2 separate regions of the Homo sapiens genome follow, and region 2 is linked to region 1. A link is a contact called in ENCODE Hi-C data. All regions are on one chromosome and are shown on one strand. Each heading gives the region's core, a stretch centred on a gene start or an enhancer-like site at or near the end of the contact. The rest is flanking DNA. Distances are from core to core; before and after follow the strand shown. Region 1 has its middle 80 kb from the start of NCAM1. Region 2 holds the start of NCAM1 (neural cell adhesion molecule 1).

Region 1 (5,055 bases), core at 1,690-4,189:
AGGAGGGCTTTGGCCTGGGAAAGTGGCCTTGATCAGAACTCTTAAGAGTGCCCCGCAGATCACTTGAGGTCAGGAGTTCGAGACCAGCCTGACCAACATGGTGAAACTCCATCTCTACTAAAACACAAAAATTATCTGGGTGTGGTGGTGGGCTCCTGTAATCCCAGCTACTCAGGAGGCTAAGGCAGGAGAATCGCTTGAACCCATGAGGCGGAGGTCACAGTGAGCCGAGATCATGCCACTGCACTCCAGCGTAGGTGAAAGAGTGAGACTCTGTCTCAAAAAAAAAAAAAAAAGATGCCCCACATTCTACTCACCAAGCCCAGGATGTATGGGATGCAATGGGACAGGGATATGTGTGCAGTGTTTCATCCCCTCTGGCTGCGGCAGGGCCCGGAACTAGGCAATGCGGAGGGAAACCTGGCTGCCATGGACAGGGCCTTCTTCCTGGAATGACATATCTGGAAGTGAGCTTGAGATGTGCCCTGGAACCCTGCTGGCTTCAAGGCCTGTTGTGATGGACAGCGGAAGGGCCCTGATATGGGTGGAATCATATCCCCCCAAAGAGGATATGTTGAAGTCCTAACCCCCAATACCTCAGAAGGTGAACTTCTTTGGAAATAGAGTCATTGCAGATGTAATTAGTTAAGCTAAACTGAGGTCATACTAGAGGGAGGTGGGCCCCAATCCAATGACTGGTGTCCTCAGAAGAAGAGGAAACAGATACAAAGCAGATGACCATGTGATGATAGAAGCACAGATCGAAGTGATGTTGCCACAAGCCAAGAAATGCCTACAGCTCCAGAGGCTGGAGGAAACAAGAAAGAATCCTCTTCTACAGACTTCCAAGAAAGCACCGTCCTTTCGGCACCTTCGTTTTGGACTTGTAGCCTCCACAACTGTGAGAGAGTAAAATTTCTACTGTAAGCCACCTGCTCTGTTGAAATTTATTATAGCAGCACTAGGAAACATACAAGCCTTCAGCAGTCACCTGAACTAGTGACTAGTAAAATCTCAGGTTCAGTCTGGAAGTGAAATCTCAAATCAAATACTTAGAAGAAAATCACTGGGTCTCAGAGTGATCACTCAGGCTATTATATCATGGAAGGTTCAAGAAGCCAGACCCCAGCCCCATCCTTGCAGTATCTCATTGTGCAGTTCGACACTCAGCAGATTTCATATTCAGATACTCAGATTTCCTTATTTTCTGAGATAGACATTCTAAACCCTGAATGAGAGGGACTATCTCAGGAGTTCAGAGAAAAGGAGATAGATTAAATCTTTTTCTTTCATTGTCCCATTTTTACCAATAACAATTGTGATGCCTATGAATTATGGAGTGTTTACCATGTGCCATGCAGTGTCAAACACTTTATAAGGATTTTCTCACGTATGGCTGCCCTTAAGTGAGCCCTGAAGCTCCTGGGATCCACAAAAGAAGATGCCTGCACATATCACAGGCACGCACCAACCCATGTTAACACTGTGGACGGTGAGTGTAGGGCCATGGAATTCAAGTCTTTTCAAAGTTTTGCACAGGGCCTTGGAATTCAAGTTTCTGCTGCCAGTATTTCCCTCCACATATATCCATGTATTTGTCCTTGTTCTCATTTTCCATAGTTATTTTTTTAACTTGGTGTTACTTTCACAAAATTAAAACAAACAGTAAGCCTACCTGGCATGACAGAAAGTCCAGAAAAGACTAGAAAAGTACCAGGAACCCAAGGCACAGTCACACCAGCTCAGCTGTTCAAATCCCATTAAAAATAAATGATCTAAGAAGTACTCTCTGGGGGACCCCTACTCAAACAGAGGGGGAAAGAGAGCAGGGAGTACAGGAATATCTCTGTGAATAAATGACAAACATCATCACCTTCCTATGCTTCTGCAGGAGTGCTGACCAGAAGAGAAGAGAGAGGTGGGAACAGGAAACCTTCTTTCTAGTCATCACCCTCACTTGGCATGTACTGTGGTTGTCACCCCCTCAAGGCCTGTCCGGTGCAGGAACCAGTCAGGAAACAGACAAACCCCACTCTGGGAGTAAGCAGAACTAACATTTCCTGGAAACGAGGTCAGGTGTTGATTTTCTAGTCCGCAGAGTTTAACTTAGTAGACTGGCCTCCCTTGTCCTCCATATACATTCCCCCACCAGCCACAGTGGTAGCCATACTACTTCTTCATCTAAGGTGTCTGCAAGCTCCCTCTGCATAAGACCTGTGGTCTCAGCTAAGTCATTTAACCTCCCAGCCAACGTTTTCCTTTTCTGCAGAATGTAAAATGTGAAGCAAAAAAAAAAAGTAAATTATGTCAGAGTTTTCAGGACAAATGAAAAATGCCTATTAATGTAGGATTAAAATTGTATACAGAATCATTATAATGTGTGAACTGTTGGCGGCTTCAATGTGCAAATAGTAACAATAATTATTATCACTATAGACTCCCAAATATCCCTGCAGCTGCTGGAATAGTAAAGAACATTTCCAGGCTGCTAAGGGCAGGAGAGCCACTCATTCTAACTGCTAGTCCTTCCTAATTTGACAGCCCAGCCTGTAACCTACATTTTCAATTTGCAGAAAAAGAAAAATACAGGTCTAACCCCAGGAGAGAAACCAAAGTAAAAAAGAAGTGAAGATAGAGGACTGAATTTAGATGGTTTGCTTTTCTGCCTTGAGTTAAAGGTGTCAACTCCAGAGAGCAGGTGTATCAATGGTGGTTTTGTCTACCCGACAGAAAGATTGTGTTAGACCCCTATTGACCCGTAGCTAATCCCCTTCCCAGGCAGGTCTAGCGAAGGACTGTTTGTCTAGGGCTCTGAGCATTTTCTGCACCTTGAGGTTGCAGCACACAAGGACCAGTCTAGAACGACAGCCACCACCCTGCTTTCCCTGCCAGAAAGCTAGCAGGAAACGCCTAAAGGGAAGGGATTCATTAGCCTCGCTCTGCTGCCTGGGGAGCCAATCACAGGAGCCTGTTCGGACAGACAGCCAATCACATCGCTGGACAGGACAGGGCCCAATCGTCTTGCTCCCCCATCCAGGCCATTTCGTCTGGAGCCTCCTCCCGCGGTGGGCTTGTTTCCCAGCCCTGCCAGTCACTCGCGAAAGCTGCTGGGGAGGGGACGCTGCGAGCCCCGACCCGAGCCAGGCCAGCTTGGGGAGCAGACTCTGTTTTATGGGCTTCAGAAGGGCAGAAGGGCGGGACAGCGAGACTGATGGGAAACACCCAGGGCAGAGACCAACTCCAATTCATCAATTCCACAAATACGTGTTTACTGGGCACCGTTTCTGTGGCAGGCACTGGGAAGAAGGGCACAATCCCTACCCTCAAGGAATTCAGAGTCCAGTGGGGGAGACGGAAGTAAGGAAATGCAGTACTTCTATGAGCGTGTGATGAGAACCAAGCAAGAGAAATAAGATGTTTATGAGCAGGTGACAGGGCGACAGGGCGCTACCTAATGGGTCGGGAGACCCCCCCCCCCCACCCCCAGAGGAGTTGCAGTGACCCACAGTGGCAAATCACAGACCAAAAGCCCCTGCATGGGGGCTGGAGACCCTCACCACCCCCTACCCATCTGTACTAGTTGACTAGGGTGTCCTAACCAAGGACCACAGACTAGGTGGCTTGAACAAGGAAAATATATCTTCTCACTCTTTTGGAGGCTGCAAGTTGAAGACGAACGTGCCAGCAGGGTTAATTTCATCTGAGCCCTCTCTCCTTGGCTTGCCTTCCCAATGTGCCCTCACATAGCCTTTCCCTCTGTAAGCATGTCTTTATCCAAATTTCCTCTTCTTATAAGGACACAAGTCATACTGGGTTAGGGCCATTTTACCTCTTTAAAATACAGTCTGTCTCTAAATGCAGTCACATGCTGAGGTACTGGGGATTGGAAGTTCAACATACAAATTTTAGGTGGAATACAAGTGAGCCCATAACACCATTATTTTCCACAAATATTGTGAAGCTCCTATTTAGCCACTTCCTCCCCCAAAGACCACAGTGACCAGGGGTTTTCTGTCTTCTAAATCTCCTGTACTAAGTGCCTGTTTACTCAGACTTAGACCAGCTCCTATCAGACAAGAGGTGTGATGAAGCCGCATCTGGCTCTTGAGACAAATGTCTTATTGCTCATCTTTTCTTCCCAAAGCTGTATGTCTATTAGAGTCTTATAGCAACTTCTTTGCACTGCGCAACAGCCCTGCTCACTGGCCTCATGCCCAAGATATTTAGTATGGCATTTCATTCATGATAAGGGCTGGTCTTTCCTAGAGGCCTGGCGGGGAGAGAGCAAGTGAAACAGCCGTTTATCAACCAGGGCCCACACAGGCAAGCCAGAATCCCCTGGAGGCAATGCCAGGCATCCTGAGTCTGCTGCTATGGGACATAAGGGCACACTCTGTGATCTCTGAGATTGTAGGCAACACAGCAGGAATCTGGATGGTCTACATGAAAGTGGGGGAGGCACCTGTCTGAGACCCACAGTTGAGTACACTGAAGATTTGTTTGCTGAATATCCACTGGGTGCCAGGAAGGAGCACTGTGCCAGGAGCCAAAGATGGAGATGCATGAGTCACAGTCCAGTCCTCAGGGTCTCCTGGGGAAGGCTCTACACACAATTTAACACAGGCCTGCCATCGAATTCCAACCCTGGAGCTGAGGGAACAGAGAGTTGAGACAGCTGGCCGTGCTTGGGGGTTAGAGAGGCCTCTGGAAGAAGCTGACATCTGAACAGAATCTGAAGAGATCCATGGAGTTAGGCAGCTGATGGGGCGAGTGAGGAGAACAGGATGGTCCAAGCACGGGAGTCGTATGGACAAGAGGATGGAGGCATGAAGCATCGGATGCATGGGAACAACCATATGCAGGTCAGAGTCACTGGAGCCTAAAATGTAACAGAGAGAGAGAGCGGCAGGAAGTGGGACACGGGAGATGGCCCATGACTAGATTGCAGAGGGAGATGTAAACCCTACTAAGTGGCTCCAACATTCCCTGGGAGTTTTCAGACTGTATTTGTGGGAGCACCTGGACTCTTTAATGGTGCCTTGGATAAAGGGAAAG
Region 2 (5,055 bases), core at 1,015-3,514, 80 kb after region 1:
TTGGAAAAATTTTTATTTTGGGGGCCCCAACCTTCACTCTCCCCACTCTACCCCCTGCCTGTTCTCTCTATCTTTCCTCACCATCAAAACCTCTTTTTTAAGGAAAGAGTCTGATAACATTCATTTACATAAATCTGTAATATTTAATGTGGTGATTTTAGATGTTAGAAGCAGAAGTCTGAAATCAAAGACACTTAAATACAGCAACCATTAAAAAAAGACGTATATAATTCACTGCATCTAGCACAGGGCTAAACCCAGTGGTTGCTCCGCAAATATTTGTTGAAAGATGTTCAAAAAAGCCTTATTTATATTATCAAACTCCACAAACAATATAAATATGCAAAAATGGGGAAACCATTGCAAAATCATCCATATGAAGAAATATTACATAGCTATAAAAATATCTAGAAAAGCTTTTTAATGATCCAGAGGAATAAATGCTTATACTGATGTTAGGCAAAATCAGCAGGATTCAAATTGCTACTATAATATGTCAATTATAAAAATCATATGCACATACAGAAGACAAAATCTATGAGTATCTCTGGAATCTGTGGGATTTGGGGTTATTTTTAGTTCTTTCTACTTTTCTGTACTTTTGAATTGTTTATACTTGGAATGAGAGAAATAGCCCAAAGTAAACGTTGTGGAAGATTTACTTGGGGGAAGAAATACTTTTCAGGGGTCCAAGCTAATTACACTGTACTGGTGTGGCCCACTTGGTCTATTATAGAGGAGGAAAGTGGGGAAGAGATGGGGCCTGTCCAATAAGGATGGATGTCCTGACAGTAGAGGATGGACTTTTAAAAACTGCTACAGCGGCTGGGTGCGGTAGCTCACGGCTGTAATCCTAGCACTTTGGGAGGCTGAGGTGGGCAGATCACGAGGTCAGGAGTTCGAGACCGGCCTGACCAACATGGTGAAACACCGTCTCTACTAAAAATACAAAAATTAGCTGGGCGTGGTGGCGCGCGCCTGTAATCCCAGCTACTCAGGAGGCTGAGGCAGCAGAATCGCTTGAACCGGGAGCAGAGGTTGCAGTGAGCAGAGATGGCGCCACTGCACTGCAGCCTGGGCGACAGAGCGAGGCTCCATCTCAAAAAAACAAAACAGAAACAAAACAAAACAAAACAAAACAAAAAACCTGCTACAGGAGTGGGGAGGCCGACCTTTGAAGAAAAACGGAGTACCCGGTAACATTAGTGCTTTAATGCCTTTGAACTTATGCAGACTTCCTCTGTTAGAGGGTTTCAGTGTTCTAGGCTAATGGGTTAACCTGACATCTAGAACACCTTTCTCACATTAGTTCCTTACATACCCAAGCCTTCAGGTGCTGAGACATGATTCTTTTCACCCCGCTTTCTCCACCCCCTACTTTTGAAAACACGGGTGGAATTTTAATTAAAGCCTATTGTGTTGGTACCTCAGTAATATTATACATTAATATCTTTAAGAATTAAGGTCACGTCCCCATGTAAGAAAATATTATTTAATGACGCTTCTATATCATAATACCTATATAAAAGCCTGGCTATTTTAATAAAGAGACCACAGATTTCAGAATTTATAAACAGGAAAACATTTTCTTCGGGTTATTTCTGGAAATCTCTTCCAAACATCGGAGTTTTCTTCTAACTTAAGTCTCTTCCCACCTCCTTCCCAGGGGATCTGCTGAAGGGTGTTGTATGTCTCTCTGTGGGAGAGCAAACTTCACAGTTAGGATAAAACAAACAAACAAACAATATCCAAACAACACCCAGCAACGGCAACCCCCATCCCTCTCCAAAGTTCTAATTTCCCGCACTTAAAGTCCTGGGCTATCCTTGTGTTGCAAGGATCTTAGAATCGAAATGGAGGGATTTGACAACTTTACCTAACCAAATCTAAAATTTTGCTTTTATTATTTACTAGTTATCAAAATATGCAAACTGCTGATTAAGGAAGGCTGGGTAGCAGGAGCGCCTGCGAAGGCGTAGGGTAGAAGTGTGAAAAGAAATCCCAGCTCTCCCAGGGAGACTGCGTGTGAAAGAGCCCGGCTCCCCCAAAAGCTCCAGGCCGCGTTTTGCAGGCTTCCGCATCTGCCTCCCCTGTCTCTCTTACCTCCTTGATGTTCGGCACTATTTGTGGCCGGCGTGGTGGAAGGACACAGTGAGGTTCTCACCCCCGCCCCCCGCTCCTCGCTCCCATCCCAGTTCCATCAAAACGAACCCGGGCCAGCGCAAGGATCTCCGAGTTGCGAGTGTGCTGAGGCTGGGACTGTCACTCATTCTCCGATCAGCGCGTGAACGCAGCTCGGCTGCCGCTGGCAGGAAACAATTCTGCAAAAATAATCATACTCAGCCTGGCAATTGTCTGCCCCTAGGTCTGTCGCTCAGCCGCCGTCCACACTCGCTGCAGGGGGGGGGGCACAGAATTTACCGCGGCAAGAACATCCCTCCCAGCCAGCAGATTACAATGCTGCAAACTAAGGATCTCATCTGGACTTTGTTTTTCCTGGGAACTGCAGGTACATTTTTTTTTTTTTTAATTCTCAATCTGGTTTGCTAATTACCCCTTCCTCCTACTCCTAGGAGGAACGCTATTATTTTGGGTGGTTTTACGTGGACTGCTAAGGCTGGTCATTTTCGTTTAGCTGTGAAAGGAGCGCGTCGCCCTTGCTGCCCAGCCGAACCCCGCTCCCTCCAGGGCTGCGCTGCACGGGGCTGCCTCCCCGAGCCGCCAGCGCCCGGCGCCCCTCCGGCGCGTCCGCCCTTCCCACTTTGTGCGCCCGCGGCGGTGGGAGCAGAGCCGGCCGGCTCCTGGGGACTCAGCGGCCGCGCTGGTGATGGGCAGCGCTCCTTCCCCAAAGGCGGGCGGCGGGGCGGGGGAGGTCGCGGCTCGGGTGGTGCCGCCGCACGGGCTCGGATTCCGAGGGGGAAGTGGCTTGTCAGCCCCGGCTCCGGGAAGAGTGAACAATAAGGCTAGGGCAGCCGCCCCAGATCGTTATATTCCTGGGTCTAATAAAGTCAGGATCGCTGCTTTGCTTCCCCCGCCCCAGAAGAATAACGGTTTGCAAAATGGGGCAAAATGGGCAGAATCGCACGGCCGTTGTTGTTGGTGTGACCGTTGTTGCACCCCAGTCGACATGACGTTAGTTTTTCATTTGCCAAATTGCTGGTTAGTTGCAAAGCCTACCCTCGGCCGCGAGCACTGAAGGATGGGAGGGTCGAGCGCCGCGTTTTGACAGGAGGAAGTGCGGAGGGGCGGAGGGCGAGGAGGGCGTGATTGGGGCTGCCTGGTGTGTGCGCGCGCGTGTGCGCGCGTGTGTCTTTACACGCGCCGCGTGCCCAGTGTTGCACGGGGCGGGAGAAGAATGGCAGGTAGCCGCCCGAAACACCTCGCCCTGTCTCCTTTCTTTGGGCGAGGTTCCCGATCCTGGCAAAGTGTGAACAATAGGGAGCTGGGAGGAAGACAGTAGTGATGCTGCCGCGGGTGGCGGGGGTTGCGCCGCCGCCCAGAGAACCTCGGCAGTGTGCAGGGAGGTGCATTTCATTTTGGCTATTTCCATCCCGGCCTCCCTGGAAAATTCTTCTGTGCGTGCCCACCCTCCCCTCCAGCTGTCATCCCCCCACCTCCACCCAAGGATTTGCGCTTTGGCTCTGATGGACGGGAGGGAAGGAAGAAAAGCAGGGGCCGCAGAGAGCTGGGTGGGTTGGGCGGACATTCTGGGCGGGGGGCGTGTGCTGGGAAGCGATCGAGGAAAGCCGGGCGGAGGGGCTGTGTGTCGCGGTCGCAGCTCCAGGTACCGTTGTACCTGCCCTGGACGGCCGACCCCCGGTTGGGGAGCGCACGGGGCGGGCCAGGGAGCACCCAGTGCGCCCCCTCCGCGGGCGGCACAAGAGCAGCGCTCGGCCGCCGCCTCCAGCCAACTCGGGTCCCTCCCACGGCGACCAATCAGTGCGAAGCTGGCTGGGCGGGAAGCCGCGAGAGGCTTTTATTGCGGCGCGGGTGGCGGCCAGGAGCTGCCAGGACAGTCTCCCGGTGCTTCAGCCTAACGGTCTCGCTCACTCACCGCCAAGAGAAACCCCGCCCTGCGGCCGGTCCCCCGCCTGCCCGGCAGTTTCCGAGGAAATAAAATGGAGACTAGGTGGTCACCGGGAGTGCTCCTGGTCCGGCCGCCCGTGCTCGCCCACTCTCGCCTCTTTCACGCCGACTTGGAGCATCCCACCGCCCCCGCCAGCGCTCACTCTCGCGCCGCGGAATCCGGGCCTGAGCGCGTCGCCGGGGAGGGCATCCTGGCAGGCACACCTACGCGCGTGCGCTGACCGGCCGACCGCGGGCCGGGGGCTCTACTGACGGCGGGGCGGGGCCGTGGCAGGGCCCGGAGAGGAGGGGTGGGGACCAAGCCTAGTCCGCCTGGCCCTGGGTCTCCGCTGCCACCTGGGCGGGGGCCACCCCGGTTATGCCCCTTTCCGCGGTGCCCGTGGGTGCCGCGACGCGACCTGTCCACATGGGGCGGGGGAAGGGGGGTGTTTTTGAGACATCCTCGCCCCCGGGTGGGAGCGTGACAATGGAGCCCGGATATTTGGTGGGCCTTTTGGGGGATCGCCTGGCGGTCCTTTCCATCATCGTGATGGGTACAGTCATCAGTATTTGGATCCCGTGGAAGTTGCAGGCCCAGGAATTCCCACTGGGATGTTCCTGGATGCCCAGGCAGGGGAGGCATTCTAACCAGTGTTCCCTGGAATGAAAGCGACCTCTTTCCTGGCCCGGTACCTTGAGGATGGGAAGAAGGCAGAACGTGAAACACATACAAGGTTGCTTAACAAAAGAAAGAAGTTGAATGGTTTTCCAAAGAGAAATAATTTCCCATTAAAATGTCTTTTGTACCATAGTTTTTTTTTAAAAAAATCAAAGAATTCAAGTCAAAGGGTTAGAATGAAAATGAAAACATAACAACAAGTATATATACATATGTATATATATCTGAGGTTTTTTTTTTGTTTTTTTTTTTTTTGTTTTTTTTTTGGACTCAAATGTAGCATGTCCAGGGCAGTGGTAACTGAGTTTGTG

The links. A loop is a pair of places that touch in the nucleus more often than their neighbours do. Pooled maps may share reads with other maps.
Region 2: a map of dorsolateral prefrontal cortex shows a loop between it and region 1 (11-fold over the local background). The contact joins the promoter of NCAM1 here to the enhancer-like site in region 1. A Hi-C loop is called at or near these places in 8 of 168 maps with a recorded cell type or tissue (Right ventricle myocardium inferior, ascending aorta, cardiac septum and 4 more) and 12 of 50 pooled maps.

Annotation. Positions count from the first base shown.
Region 1 is chr11:112,878,637-112,883,691 of GRCh38, forward strand. No RefSeq gene overlaps it. Among named protein-coding and RNA genes, the nearest start is that of NCAM1, 80 kb to the right of the region's middle. RefSeq lists an enhancer at 3,106-3,606. Within about 2 kb of position 2,940, at least 6 of the 41 ENCODE cell types and tissues checked have a DNase peak (open chromatin) inside an H3K27ac peak, as active enhancers do; they include ascending aorta, dorsolateral prefrontal cortex and heart right ventricle, where a contact is called at or near this core.
Region 2 is chr11:112,959,156-112,964,210 of GRCh38, forward strand. NCAM1 (neural cell adhesion molecule 1) reads left to right here and starts at 2,265. Exons shown (of 20, transcript NM_181351.5): 1 at 2,265-2,509. The coding sequence starts at 2,458. NCAM1-AS2 (NCAM1 antisense RNA 2) reads right to left here and starts at 4,305. Exons shown (of 3, transcript NR_120563.1): 1 at 4,055-4,305; 2 at 2,212-2,321; 3 at 124-1,696. RefSeq lists an enhancer at 2,208-2,985.